Linked DNA regions of Homo sapiens: region 1 is linked to region 2. Evidence: chromatin loops called from intact Hi-C (ENCODE). Cell type or tissue: HCT116. All regions are shown on one strand. Each heading gives the region's core, and the rest is flanking DNA. Links, peaks and the distances in the headings are about the cores only. Region 1 overlaps ADGRF5 (adhesion G protein-coupled receptor F5). Region 2 overlaps RCAN2 (regulator of calcineurin 2).

Evidence for each region. Peaks named below come from ENCODE experiments on the same cell type or tissue, not always from the same donor. Only the 100,000 strongest peaks of a DNase experiment are listed, where the experiment ranks them.
Region 1: it touches region 2 in a loop (4-fold over the local background); 8 of 110 quality-filtered maps call a loop at or near these places.

What each region holds. Positions count from the first base shown.
Region 1 is chr6:46,845,300-46,852,917 of GRCh38, reverse strand. It overlaps ADGRF5 (adhesion G protein-coupled receptor F5), which reads left to right. Exons shown (of 21, transcript NM_001098518.2): 21 at 1-396. It also overlaps a transcript of MEP1A not described here. Among named protein-coding and RNA genes, the nearest start is that of ADGRF5-AS1, 54 kb to the left of the region's middle. RefSeq lists an enhancer at 5,513-6,077. In HCT116, for the core only: a CTCF peak has its summit at 3,821 (motif pointing left); a DNase peak (open chromatin) is centred at 3,857.
Region 2 is chr6:46,416,406-46,424,023 of GRCh38, reverse strand. All of the region lies in intron 2 of RCAN2 (regulator of calcineurin 2), which reads left to right. Among named protein-coding and RNA genes, the nearest start is that of RCAN2, 71 kb to the left of the region's middle. In HCT116, for the core only: a CTCF peak has its summit at 4,262 (motif pointing left); a DNase peak (open chromatin) is centred at 4,273.

The DNA of each region.
Region 1 (7,618 bases), core at 1,153-6,152, 430 kb before region 2:
CTGTTGTCACTGTTATTATTATTGTGGATACTGGCCCTTGGTGTGTTGCATAGCTCCCTATGTATTCTCTGTTTCCATCTTTAAGTTCCCAGACCAATATACATTAAGAGTTTTGCATGGTCTAAATTGTGTTTATTCCAACCACGTGGAAAGCTCCTGGAAAGAAATTTTACATTCGGTTGTTCTGTGCTCCTAATGACACTTGACCTTGTTGAACAAATGGCAGAGCCTTTCCCAAGGATTTGATTGTTTGTGAATTATCTGCATGTGTGCTTTTTTTTGGTGTGTATTTCATTAAAAAATATAAATATTTATGAAAATTGCACGCATATTAGAGTTAACCATGTACTATTGATACAGCAACGCTACATTGCAAATAAAAGTCCGATCCCAAAAGGAGAATGAGACAAAAATAGAGTTGTGGGGCTACTCAGGATGTGTGGGCCGTGTGGCAACATAAATGGGTCCAGTTGTTAGGAAGATGCGGCAAAAGAGGCTGAGATTCAACAGCCATTTCTTTATTGAGGTTCAAAGGAGTTTTCTTTTAATATTTTAACTCTTTAAAATATCTTCTTTTTATTTTTAGTTTTAAATTCTACTTAAATTCTACTTCTGCCTCTCTTTTCTTCATGGGGAAGGAGAGGTATGGGACAGAGGTGGGACAGTTAATGTAAATGAACTCTTTATTTCTACATATTCACAAATGACATAGACATCTACTCCCACATTTGCCTGAGAATTGTCACATCCCAGTCCCAAATGAATGGTGCATTACTGAACGTCCCTAAAGGAAATCATTGCTGTGCTATAAGTGCATGCCATGTTCTTCAGGAATGATCAACTTTGGGCAGAGCTTGGTACTAAGAAGATGGAGACAGAGGTTGGGTTGAGGGAAATCCCTTGAATTAGAATTAGAGAAAGAAGGCCGTTGACTGATTTGGTTCCTGGAGTTATATCAAGAAGAATCGAGCCAGGCTTGGAGCACAATGCTAGCAGGGCTATCTTGACATGATCAATCAAGGAAAGCACACAGTATCAGGAGCAGGATGTGGTTGTCATGTTCAAAAATTCAGTGGGACAAGAAACGCTGAACTTCCACCCACTTCAGCCAGGATCCCTTGGGGAATTACTGTGTTCAACCCTGTGAAGGGAACTTTCATTATAGCAGGAGCCTGTGGGAGTTACACAGGATGTGGATCTGGCCCACTGCTCCATTCGTTAACCGGGGCATGTTTCCTTATCCCCAACACACACAAATACACACATGCACACATGTGCACATACATGCATGCATGTGCTTCACCCTTTCAAGCCACAGCACTGGGTCCAAATTCCAGAAAAGCTATGAAAGCAAATAATTGGAGAAACACTTGTTGGTTTTCTGCGCACTGCAATACACATTAGCCCAGCCACTACCCTTTCCCAAGAAAATCCTAAAATCAACAGTAGAATTCAAAATTGTAGAAGAGCAGTTATGAAGCTGAGAATTTTATGAATGCAGGAGCCTCACTCGGCCCTGAGGTTGCCATCTCTCAATCAGCAATGATTACAAGGCTATTAGTAGCAGATTTCTGAGAATGAAGGCACATTAAGTTGTGCGATCTACTTTGTTCGTAAGGTGCCCAGTGCTTCCCTGTGTTCCTAACATCTCTCAGTGTATAAAGACCATTCCCTGGGCCTAAACTTTCTTGCATTAGGAGCTTTCCATTAAGTCCGTTTCTTGCAAAGGGCTTTGTCCTAATGCGTCAGAGTCTGTGAGGTTAGAACATTCACAAATGAGCAGTTAATACAGATTACAGGAATATTCTCTGGGAATATTCTAGGTCCAGACTAACACATCATCTCCTGAGTAAGCCAGATGTCTGCCATCCTCCTCCCCCATTTCTTATTGTTTGCATGGGGAAATGGTTAAATAAATGTCTGTGGGGTTTTCAGGATGTAGGTTGCTAAGGCCAGAAATTAAGAAAGACTGTGGGAAGTCACGGCCTTTTGTGGTTTGTACAGAAAATTTCAAAGAGACCCATGTTGGAATGCTTCAGAAAAAAAAAAAAAAGTTACATGGAGATGAGAAAGATTACAGCAATTAGCAAATATAGAAAGGAGGTGTGGGTGAGTTATTGAGGTGAATGAAGCAGGAAGTCACAATCATTTGAAGACAAAAAGAAATAGGTGGTCCTAGAAATGCCAGGTAGGCGGAATGCATTTATTTTGTGCCATGTGATGGTGAAGTCAAATAAGTCCTCATCCCAAAGAGAAAACCCAGTGACCCAGGCCAGTAAAAGCCTGATTCTTCAAGTGTTCAAAATGAAGGTGGAACTTACAGGGAACATACCTTTTGATTGTGTTTTTAAAAGGGCAACGGGAATGGTGTCTCATCATTTCAAGAGGACGGTAGTTTAGCTTTAATATTAGGTTCTGTTGGTTTCTAAAATTATGACTTGGGATTTAAAATCACATCATGTATGCCAGCACGCAGCTATGCTTCCTTTCCATTCCATAACAAGGAAATATCTAATGAGATCCCGTGAGCTGTCTTTGTAGTAATTGTCTGCCTTCTTGCAATGTGGTGCTGCTGCTGCTCAGGCTTCTGCATGTCACCCAGAATGCCCCTCCACTCTCCAAACAGCGAACGATCCTTTCTATCTTCCAGGCATGGGGGAGGCCGGCAGCTCGCCGCTGAACTCAACTGGCTGTCAGGGCTGATGGTTTCCCTCACCTCATCCACACTCCCAAGCCGTGTGCAAAGATCCAGCATGTTATAGAAGGTTTAAACAAGGGTCCTTGAAGTAAAGTTTTCAGAACCAAATGTCTAGCAAATAAACAGATGCCTGTTCCAACATTTGTGTGAGGATGACTCAAAATTTTCATTGACAGCTGAAAATAGAGCCCTCATGTCCTATAGATGAATATAAAGGATGTGAGGGCTCTATTTATCCTCTAGCACATTCTAGACGGAAACCAAGTTTCCCACTGTTAGTGAATGTGGAGTGGACAGAAGAAGAAAAGAGGGGAGATGGGCCAACTCCCGAAGCCCGCTCTGTGCCAGACCAGTTCTTATCTCCAAATATCATCTCTATGTGTTAGCGGTGGGCGTGGGGGCCTTGGTCGTGGTGTCCTACGATTCAGACACAGCCGTCCTGTCTATTCTTAAATGATTTTATACACACCCATTTTTCCCCTTTTACCTGTAAACTTTGAAATGAAGTTGAAAGGCCACCAGTGTCCATGACAGGTCCCTCTGCACACATGGGGCATGGTTAGGAGATACATGAGCCTGTTCCCACTGCAGGGTTTTTATTCTCTCATGCAGAGCCAAGTGAAGGATGCCGGTGACTATTGAAGCCCAAACACAACAAACCCAGAAGCCTGGGGGGAAAAAAATGGCTTTATTCTCAGCATGAAAGGCAAGAGGACCTGACTGGGCAAGTGGTGGGCAGATTGCTGTCACGGCCCACTTCCGATGACATTAAACCGCAAAACCTAGGAATGACTTTGGGCCCTGCCTTTTTCGGATTTTGATTTTTACCATCCTGGGTCTTCCATCCTGCCAGCCAGCCGGCACCCCAGCAGTTGTGGGAAGAGGAATTTGACTTTGATTAACCGAGAAAAACTGTGCACCCGTTTTCTGTTTTTTTCTGGAACTGTGAGGGTTTTCCCATGCCCCAGGGGCTCCCTCACAGTTGTCCTATGCCAAGCATTCCCGACAGGAATCTCCAGCTGGGTTGGAGTGACAGCTGGCCTCCAGCACCGCAGCTCCGCAACCACCGCTGGCGTCTCCTGAGGCTCGCGCGCCCCCTGCTGGGCCTGAGAGGAGGCGTCCCCGCTGCGGTCCGGCCTCAGGAAGCCGGCGGGAGGCAGTCAGTCCCGCGGATGACGCGCCCAACGGTCTAGGTTCAGGAAGTAATTTGATCATATGGACAGAGCGAAGGTCAAGGCATAGTGGATAACAGAAACCAGGAATGAAAAAAATCTCTTTCACTCCCGCCTCCTAACACTTTTATATTATGATCCTTGCAGGGGAAAGGGTAGTCAGAAAGCAACGTAGGACTGTGGAGGGAGGGAAATCCCAGTCATGTAGTTTCAGTGTGTGAAAGGCAAAGGAAATTTCAGGCCCCCAATTCACTATGCAAAAAGGAAAAAATTAAGATGGAAGCTAAGTCATGCAAGAAACAGCCTTTTCCTTCTGTTGCTAAGCGAATAGCTAACAGATGAAAGGCCAGATATCTCCACAGATAGCTACGCTAGGTTCACCTTTTATGTAAAGTGCCGATTTACTGAGATGAATACATCACTGACTATTCCCCTACCTGCTCCTTTTCTCCTGCAATGCATGGATTATGCATTGTGACCATACCCTCCCTCTTCGCCTCCACTTTTCCCCTTTAAATACTGAAGCCCTCAAAATATCTTTGCAGAAAAACGGACCACAGACTGTCTCTGTGATTCTGTGTTCCTTTCTTCCAGTCGTGTTCTTAACCTTGGCAAAATAAACTTCTAAGTTGATTGAGACCTGTCTCAGAGACTGTTCGGTTTACAAGTGTGCATTGCACATCCACAGGCAGGCATACATTTCTGAGGCATACTCGCTGGGATAGCTCCTTCCTTTCTCTGTCCCCCCTCACTGACTGAATCTCATTTATGGCACTAACAACAAAACTGAAAGCCCCAGAAATGATCTGGTTCACCCATTCCAGATAGGTTGCTGGAAGGTCGTTTGAGGAAGAAAAATGGGTGCCTTCCATGTTTCATGGGAACCTAATACTTTTTCTATCAAGGCAGCTGCAAAAGGATTAACATAGGTGGCCCTATTCCCTTTCCTAATTCATCCATTCAAAGCCACTGCTGGCCTGGATTTTCATTTTCAATCCATGATGAATCTGCAGATGAATCTGCAGCTATCCCAGGGCAATCTGACAGACCAGCCAGCAGCTGAGGCTGGATGACAAGTTCCTACCCTAGCCTCTGAGCACACATTGCTAACGTGTGATCCGAGAAGACCCAGGTCCTTGGAGTAGAGGGACAAGCTGAAATGGCCTTAAGTAATAAGGCAGACAGCTTCCCAGTTTGGGGGGATGTCACGCACCTTGGCCTGTTGCTCCTATCCCCTCGGAATAGCTCTCACACCTTCTCCCTCATGTTGGACATTCCTTTTACAAAAACAGAAATCTCAAGGACAGATAAGGTTAAGAAGGTTAATCTCAGGTTAATCTCAAGGAGAGAAAAGGTATGCAAATATACTTCTGGGTGAAACACAGTAACTTAAATTTACCCTCGAATGAAAATGGCTGGTAACTATATAACTATGTTAACCAACAGTTTTTGAGCCCTTGCTGTGTACCTGGTCCTGTTCTAAGATTTTTATGTGTATAATTTCATTTAAACTCTACAGCAAACCAAAAGTAACTAAATATTCTTTTTCTTTGCATTTTTAGACGAAAAAACTAAGCACAGAGAGGTAAATAACTTGTCCACAGTCACACAGCTGAGGACCAGTAGAACCAGGATCTAAGTGCAGTGTCTGACCTAGAACATGGGCATGTATCCACCTCCTTATGTTGCTTCTCTATGCAACCTGATGCCAGTTACTTGCTTAAAAGTAGGCTTCCATAGCAGGAAAAGTTTCAAATGCACAAAATGAGAGGGGAGAACAATGGTGACAGAGAGGGTGGAGGAGTTAAGGCATCTCCCAGCTTCATCTCACTTTATAATTCTACCTTGGGGCAGCCCAGGACATAAAGACCAATGTTCTGGGCAAACTTCAGAGTGTGCCTGCTTCCTTTTTAAGTCTCTGATGAAACATCAAAGAATTCCTGCTGTGCTGCTTTATTGAAAGTAGTTCTCAACTTAGCTATCTCAACCCCCCAGCTTGAGTCTTCATTCAAGTGAGCTTCTTGTAAGGTCTCAATCACCAGTGTTGTTGTTTTTATTTTCATCTCGGATCTATCAAGAATTCTCAGAGTGTTGGATGGCATTTAGACATGTAGGAAGAAAATATGGCTTCCCAGAAATGAAGAGTGATTCTGAGGCTATGTTTAAACATATCAAGTGGAGAATTGGGACATTTGTCCTAATACATTTAGCTAAGTCATGATTTTCCTTATGATATGCAGACTGAAACAGCAGCTGATTTGCTACTTGAATGCTTTGCACTCTTTGCTTCATTTTGCATGGACAGGTGTATTGGGCTGTTCTTCAGCATTGATTGACAGCCAGTTTGGTAAATGTGGTACGGTGGTTAAGAGCATTGGTTCTAGAGCCAAACTGTGTGCTTTTCAATTGGAGGTCCACCACTTATTAGTTTGACTTTTGGTAAAATAACTCTTTCTGCCTCAATTTACACTACTTGAAAGGAGATAATAATGGTACAGGCTCCATGGGTTGTTATAAAATTCTTATAAAGCCTACAAAATCATATCTGGCATGCAATTATTGCAGAATAAAGTTAGCCTTTATTATTTTGCATCATACTGTGTGTGCATAAAAATTATAGTAGATATGTATCATACACACATATATACATCACGCATCACGACTTAGCCAAATTAGGGCAAATGTTTCAATTCTCCACTTGATATATTTAAACACAGCCTCAGAATCACACTTCATTTCTGAGAAGTCATATTTTCTTCCTATGTGTCTAAATAATATCCAACACTCAGAATTCTTGATAGATCTTGGTAGAACTCAGATTTAGACACCAGTTCTATTCAGAATCAAACTACATATGCCTTTTACATTTTCACATTTAATTCATGGTTAAGAGCTTTTGAGAGTAACGTCAAAGGTATGTGACATCCTAAATCATAACTTTATCAAGGTTTGAGTTTAAATCATGCTTATTAGGAAGCCAGAATGGGTGAATAATTCACATAACAAGTTTGTGAGCCTGGTTAACTTCCCCATGTCTGCATTTCAAATCAGTTTTGGTAATCGTACATATTACATAATTTTATTTAATTTTCAAACTAATTTCATTATTTCTTTTCTTTACAGATAAGCCAATTATGCACTATAACAGTGGTGTTAATTAAGGCTTTCTCAGTTACAGGTAACAGAACCACATTCAAACTAGTTTAAGCAAAAGTGGGCACTTACCATATAATGGGAAAGATACTAGATTGGTACACCTTCAGGTACAGCTAGATTCAAGGGCCCAAACAGTGTTCTCAGAGTTCTGGCTCTTCCTTTTATGTTGTTGTCTCTCTTAGTGTATTTATTTCATTCCAAGGTAGATCTTCAAAGGAGAGAAATTTATGAGGTCCACAGACCCATAGATTGAGATTTAAAAAGAAGACCAACCCTTTTCTTCTCCAAATGTTCATGTGTATGTGGCAGTACAGGGTATCATGATTGGCTTAGTCTAAGCCATATGCTGGCCCTGTAGAAATAATTATATCCATTAGGATCATGTTTTCTGTGAGTACCAGACGTTCAAAATAACGGTGACTTAAAGTAGAAGTTTATTTCTCTAATACAGATAAGCAGCCCAAGACTGGTGTGGCAGCCTGGCTCAGTGCAGTTCTCAGAAATCCAGATACTTTCTATTTTTTAACCTGCTTTTCCCAAGGCCACCACGTGGCCCCATTTGGCAGCTCTCACTCTGGCCATTATGTCCCGT
Region 2 (7,618 bases), core at 1,268-6,267:
GCTCGCAGGTTCGAGAACCACACTTTTGCCACACTTATTGGCTGCGTGTTCTTGGGTTAGTTACCTAACCCTTTTGTGCTTTAGCTTCCTTCTATGTAAAATAGAGAAGACAAGAGGGCTGATGTGATTGAATTATGTGAAGTAGTAAGTTAATGAATATAGACTGTTTAGAGAAGTACCTGGACCGTGGTATGTGGTATACTCAATGTAGTTCTTACTGCATCATCAGATTATGCCTTCAGTGATTGGAAAAGGAAGTTCAGTCTAATCTCAGAAATCAAAGATGTGGCAAAAATTGTAACTATCTAAGACAATAGGATTTAAAATGTGATAATCAGATCACAATAAAAACAATGAGATAATAAGGTACCCATAATTAAATTACAAAATGTATAAGGAAACAGGTTAATGATTTATACAAGTAGATTTAAAAAATGTCTATCGAAGGTGAAACCCTGAGTATTGACTTCAGAGAGGAAGGGTCAGTATTCTCGAGCTAATAAGTCCATATTATACCAAGGAAGAGGAAAGAGCTCACCAGAGTTGTGGATAAGAATCAACCTTCAAGAAGGAGGAGAAATAGCTTGGTCTCATCTTGTCTCTTTTCTGTTCTCTCTTGCTTTTTTCTTTGTTCTATCCTCTACAATATTGAAAAGTGTAAAATACAAACACTATAGGATTGGCCATCTAGAGTCCTGGGTTTTAGACTTGGTCTGGTCTGCTATAATCAACAGTGTGATCTTAGACAAGCCACTTGGCCTCCTGGGACCCCAGTCTCCTCATTTGGAAATAAGAAGGCAAATTATCTTAAGAGTCCTTTCTTAGGCTGATTCTTGGAATCACCTAAACAATCCACAAATACTAGGACTTCCTGGAATAAAATTAGGAATCCAGATGGTCTAATACTAATGCTTAGACCCACTCCTTCACCAAGGCACTAGATACCCCAAATGAAACACCTGGACCTCCCCAGGAACCAAGGTCCTCTGGATCCTCTGGCCTGACAGTCACAGGAGGATGGTCTGAGATAAGTCTGTCTGGTCCTAAAGTAATGCATACTTGACAAGAAGTTGGTTATCTTGACATAGCATTACTCCTTGTGAAAAATGCCCTTGAGAGCTTTGTTTATTCTCTTCACCTCCTCATCAGTAGTACTGTGCTAACATTTCTGTTATTCATCATGTTTTAAAATTAGCTTCTTAATCCTCTTAATATTTTCAACTTCTCTGCCTTGAGATAGGCACCCAGCCTGAACTTGGTTTTCTGCAGCCTTTGTACAGCATATAAATAACAAGAATGGATTGTTCCCATAGCCTTGGCTTCTTCACTAAATTAACTACATTTACTCATTACTCTTATTTTTGTTCTTGGTGGAATAGACCTAAATTTTCTCAACTAAATTTGGCTTTGAAATTCTATGGTATGTTCTTTATCTCCATTCACTTTGATGTTGGTAGCTTTTTAAATCTGTTTGGAACATGTCTTCCTTCGTTTTTAAAAGCATCCCTTTTCTATGAGGCTTTGGCTTATTTTCTTTTTCTTTTACTAGCTTCTCTTTCTTCTCTACTCCCTGTCTTAGTCCATTTGTGTTACTATAAAGGAATACCTGAGGTTGGATAATTGATAAAGAAAAGAGGTTTATTTGTTGTTCTGCAGGCTGTATAGGAAGCATGGTGCCAGCATCCACTTCTGGTGAGGGCTTCAGGCTGCTTCCACTCATGGCAGAAGAAGAAGGAATACAGGGATCACAAGGCTAGAAAGGAGGCCAGAGAGGGCTGGGCCGGGGAGGTGCCAGGCTCTTTTTTACAACCAGCTGGCAGGAGAACTCTCGCAGGAACTAACAGTGAGAACTCACTCATCCCCACCACCCAGGGAGGATATTAATCTATTAGTGAGGGATCCTCCCTCATGACCCCAACACCTCCCATTAAGCCCCACCTCCAACACTGGGGATCAGATTTCAAATGAGATTTGGAAGAGTCAAACAAACCAAACTGCAGCACTCCCTAAGGCATCTATTCTTATGGTCCTATACGTAGCTCACTTCTTATTTCTAAATAATTATTTTCCTTGGAAATTATATTTACTAACAGTTTTCTATCTCCTTTAAGCAGATGATGTTTATGTTTTGATATTTATTTATTTTTATCAGCTGGTTACTTTCATCATTCATTAGCCATTTATTGAGTACCTATTATGAATTATGTACTGTGCTGGTACTAAGGATATAAAGATCAGTGACTTTCTCTACTTTTAATGAGTTCTAATGGAGTCTCATTGAAGTGACAGACACAGAGTTAGATAATGCCAACCCAATATAACATGCTAAACTAGGATGTTAAACAAACTGCTTTTGGAACCTGGAGAAGTGAGTAAATGACCTCTGAGGACTATCAAGGAAAGACTTCCTGGAAGAAAGGACATTGGCAGTGGGTATTAAAAGTTGAGTAGGAGTTTGTGAGTTGCGACATCTCCCAACTTCCTTCTGCTCTGTTCACTCTGATGTTTCACTGTCATCTTAAATTTAACATGTCAAAAGTCAAATTCTTTATCTTTCACCCTAAATTACTTCACTCACTTGAGTTTCCTATTACATTATTCTCTGAATCATCCTTTTGGCGTTTTTGTCTCTTTCCTCTCTGTTGTCCTGCTGTCAGCCACAAAGTCATCTGCGTGCTTTCTTCATTTTTTCATTCAGTTGTTCCCACTGCCCCAGACACTTCATACTCTGCCACCTCCTGTCTGGGTTATTACAGTGGACTCCAGCTGATTAATCTGCCTAAGTTTACTTTCCCCATTTAATCTGTTTTGTACATCATTGCCCATTGCTCTTTTTTTGGATATCAGTTTGATTCTGTCACTCATCTATTTAGAAATAATGGCAAACTGGCACTTGCTCAATGCTGGGATGGTTTGTGAAGTAATTTTAAAAAATGTTATCTCATTTCATTATCAAAACAACTTTGTGAAATAAATACTGGAACTTACTGAATATCCTCTAAATTTAGAATTCAGTAGTCTATGAGCTCCTGTAACCAGGGATGACATCATGTTCATCTCAGCCTCCTTAGTGCCTAGCACAGTGCTGATTCATAAATGATGTTAAAAACACATTATGGATTCACTCCTGCCTAGTGTCTGTGCATCTTTATGTGCCCAGTTAAAAATAGTTGATCAGGCTGGGTGCAGTGGCTCATGTCTGTAATCCCAGCTGTTTGGGGGGCCGAGGAGGGCAGATTACCTGAGGTCAAGAGTTCGAGACCAGCCTGGCCAACATGATAAAACCCCATCTCTACTAAAAGTACAAAAAAAAGTAGCCGGGCCTGATGGTGGGTACCTGTAATCCCAGCTACTTGGGAGGCTGAGGCAGGAGAATCACTTGAACCCAGGAGGGGAGGTTGCAGTGAGCCGAGATTGCACCATTGCACTCCAGCCTGGGAGACAGAGTGAGACACCATCTCAAAAAAAAAAAAAAAAAAGTTAATCAGAAGACATTGAAATGACATTATAAAAAATAACAGGACAGTTTTGCCAATATTTCCAGTGCTGATTCCACACCCTGCTCAGCAGTCAGAGAATCACTTCTTCATGCTGTGATTACTGCTGTTGCTGAACCGCTCTTGAGCCTGAAGATTCCTGATGGATTCTTAACAGTCAGTGCTATATAGATACAGAACCACTCCTTGCAAATAGCTCCCCTTAATGATGCAACCAAGACTCTTGCACACGGTAGTCTGTATTATTCTTAAAATCAGACTCAATTTAATTGTCTTGCATGGATTTTAGTGATACGATGATAACTAAAACATTTGTTTAAATGCTCTAGTCTTTCAGGTTTTGTTTTTTTTTTTAATGTGAGGGTTGTATGGCTTATAATCTGTACTCTGTTTATCTGCCTGTCTTAACTCCTAACTTCATAGGAAAACTGGTTGTAGAAGGGATAATATTAAATATACTTAAAAATATTAATGAAGTAAAATAATTTAAGTCTTGTCTGCGAGAATTTGAAATTTTAAATCTGACAACACAGTGAAAAGGATCTGTCTACTCTTGTCTGGCATGAACCAATTTGGGTAAAAAGACTACATGACTTTTTTGGTTGTTAATGTTTTTATGAAATCATAGAATATAATCTATACTGAATTTTGAAAGGCAGTTTGCCAACACGAAGAATAAATGAACCAGCAAACTATTTAGAAATGTGCTTGACTTATTTATGTTCTTTCTCAGCCAAAATGGTTTGAAGACGTGAGGCTTTCTTTCCAAGAGTCCCTGCTGCCATCTGCTGGTCTTCATTATTCAGCAGCCAACTTCTAAATGGAGTCTGGATGACATGGTTCCATGAGATATGATTTTCAGGGGAAAAATATTTTGTAATTTTATTATATTTTAAAAATAGAAGTAATACTAAATTGAGATTAAATAAACAAATAATCTGCTTAGAACAATTTATTTTTATAAAATCTTGGGCAAAAATTTAAAACAGGGTCCCAGGGAAAGTCATCTTTCTCATATTAACATGTACCTTCCGTGGATGAAATCAGGTGGTTTGAAGCTGTGATAGATTGGTTTTGAAGTGAAGCAAGCTCCAAACTCCGGTACTCTGTGTGTGGATGAGGAAGAAGTTGGAATATTGGGAGAAGAGCATACTAGGCCTTCTAAACCGGTGGTTCTCAAGCTCTAGCAGAATCAGAATCACTTGGAAGGCCTGTTTGAAAAAAGGTTGTTGGGCCTTATCTAGTGGTATACTATTAAATGCTTTACAACTGGCTTATTGGTTAAAAGGCCCTGATGTGTAGCATTTGCTGACTTCCATGGTGTAAATGCTCCCGCTGTGGCTGGTTTCAAACTTTCCACATGGCATCACTAAATGTAGGGTTGAGAAGAGATGTACTGTAGCTCACTATTACGTCGTATTTTCACCATATGCCTACAATATATGCACACGGCCTGAAGAGCACAGATTGTAGCCAAATTATGTTATTTTCTTTTTTCTTTTGGGCTTTTTTTTGCTATCTCGGCTCACTGCAGCCTCCGCTTCCCAAGTAGCTAGGACTACAGGTGTGTGCCGCCACGCCCAGCTAATTTTTATATTTTTAGTAGAGACGGGGTTTCACCATGTTGGCCAGGATGGTCTTGATCTCCTGACCTTGTGATCTGCCCACCTCGGCTTCCCAAAGTGCTGGGATTACAGTCATGAGCCACTGTGCCCGGCCAATCACATTATTTTCTAAAGAAGCATTGAATTTTGAGTATTTATTATTTCTGTCTTAATCCATTTACCTGCAACTGTATATATATATATATATATATATATATATATATATACACACACACATATTTTAGAGATGATTATATTTAACAATCAGCCGATAAAATTCCTGGAAATTTAAGCCACTCCCCCAGAGTGGATGGGAGCTGGCTCCTAGCACATGACTAGTTCCACCTGTAGAGTGTCTGGTGTGGGTCAGTGGGTCTGGGGACACTGAGACTGGTCAGACGAGAATGACAAAAAGATCCACGTAGTCATTAAAGGGTGGTTACAAGGCACTGATTGTAAGGAGGGGTGGGATATGAAATCCAAATTTTGTAAGGAATTGAGGACGTGGAGCAAGTTACTTTGATTCTGGATGGCGAAAAAGTGGCAGCTTTAATGATTAGAGGGCTGAATGAAGTGGAAGAATTTTTGGAAGGGTCAGAGAGGAATATTTGAAGTGTTTATTATTTCCGTTTTAATTGATTAACTTGCACATTTATATAACTTAGTTTTTAGTGATGGCTTTAGAGTTTTAAAGTGTTTGCTTTAAAAATTCAGGTTGTTTGTCTCTGACCTTATAATGGACGTTAGATACCTAAAGTATAAGATATTTTGTTAAGATAATGTTATATTACTATATTATCATAATTTTCCTTTCTTGAAGTTTAAATAAGGATAGTGATAATAATCTCATATATGATTAATGTCAAATGATGTACAAAACAAAGGTGGGATTTGTGAGAGAACATTGGCATTTGCACCAGACAGCTGGATTCAAGTTTCAGATTATTCATTTAATAGCTGTGTGACTCTTATCACAGTAAAAATAAATAAACAAATCTAAGCCTCAGTTTTCTCATCAGTGAAATAGATCTAATAGCTTCTGCAATTAAGTATTGCAAAAATTAATTGTGTGTGTAAATTACCTGGCACAGTGCCTGGCTCTTAGGAAATGGCAGCTTTATTTTTATTGTAGTAGCATTAGACCTGTCACACAAATACTTAAGACAGCGTTTTAGTTCGTTTCTCTGAAATACACTACCCCCAAATGAAATTGAATATGTTGGATTATGTCGATAAGATTATATATAAGGAATTAGAGAAAACTGGAACATCAGTGTTTTACCCCAGCTCCTGTATTGTTTGGGGAACAGACTTCAGAAAATGGCCAGAGGAGTAATGGCAACTGAATGATAGAGGGATTCTTTCCCTGCAGTTCTTGGTTATCATAAATGAAGAGTGTCCTGCTTTTTATCCAAATTGATATGTCCCTTTCTTGGTTTTTTAAAACTAAATTTTAATCTGAGTTCATTATCATAATCTTTCTTCATCAATTTGTTTCTCTTTATTGACTTTTTAATCAGGAGGCTTAGAAACAAATTATAGCTCTTAAAGAATAAATCTTACGTGAGAGCTCTTTGAGGTAAGATATGCACATCCAAACAACAGTGAGATATCATTTTTATCTCTCAAATATGTGAAGTGAATGAAGCTAACACTCAGTAGGGGAGAACATGTAGTGAATCCTTCATGAAGGATTGTAAATTGGTACCTTTCTGAAAAGCTGTTGGACAATACAGCAAGAGTCATAAAAATGCCCATGAATTTTGACATAGCATTTTCCATCTATGACACATGTATTCTCCATCTATGCATTTACTTGAAGGAAATAGTAAAGCAATATTGGACAAAGATTTAGGAACAAACATATTCATCACAGTGAAAATAGCAAAATAAGTATGGAAGAAATAAAGTCTAGCAATATGAGAATGGTTTAAAATGATGGCACATTTATGCAATGGTAAATGCTGTAAGATTGAATTTTTTGGACAAAAATTATAAAACTGAATGTTTTTTATAATCTCAGTTCTATAATAAGCACAGAAAAAATTTTGGAATATCTATCAAAACATTAACCATTGTTATCAGTATGGTAGAAAATCAGAGCAGGACACGGTGGCTCATGCCTGTAATCCCAGCCCTTTGGGAGGCCAAGGTGGGCGGATCGCTTGAGCCCAGGAGTTCGAGACCAGCCTGGGCAACATGATGAAACCCCATCTCTACAAAAAATAAAAACATTAGCTGGGGATGGTGGTACATGTCTGTAGTCCCAAGTCCTAGCCACTCGGAAGGCTGAGGTGGGAGGATTGCTTGAGCCTGGGAGGTTGAGGGAGCAGTGAGCCATGATTGTGCCACTATACTCCAGCATGGGTGACAGAGCGAGACACTATCTGAAAAAAAGAAAAGAAAGAAAAAGGCAATCAGACAACTTTCATTTTGTTCTTATTTAAAAAGCTATCTATTTTCCAATATTCTACAATAACAATGTTTATTTTTATATTAAAAATGAAACTTTAAAGG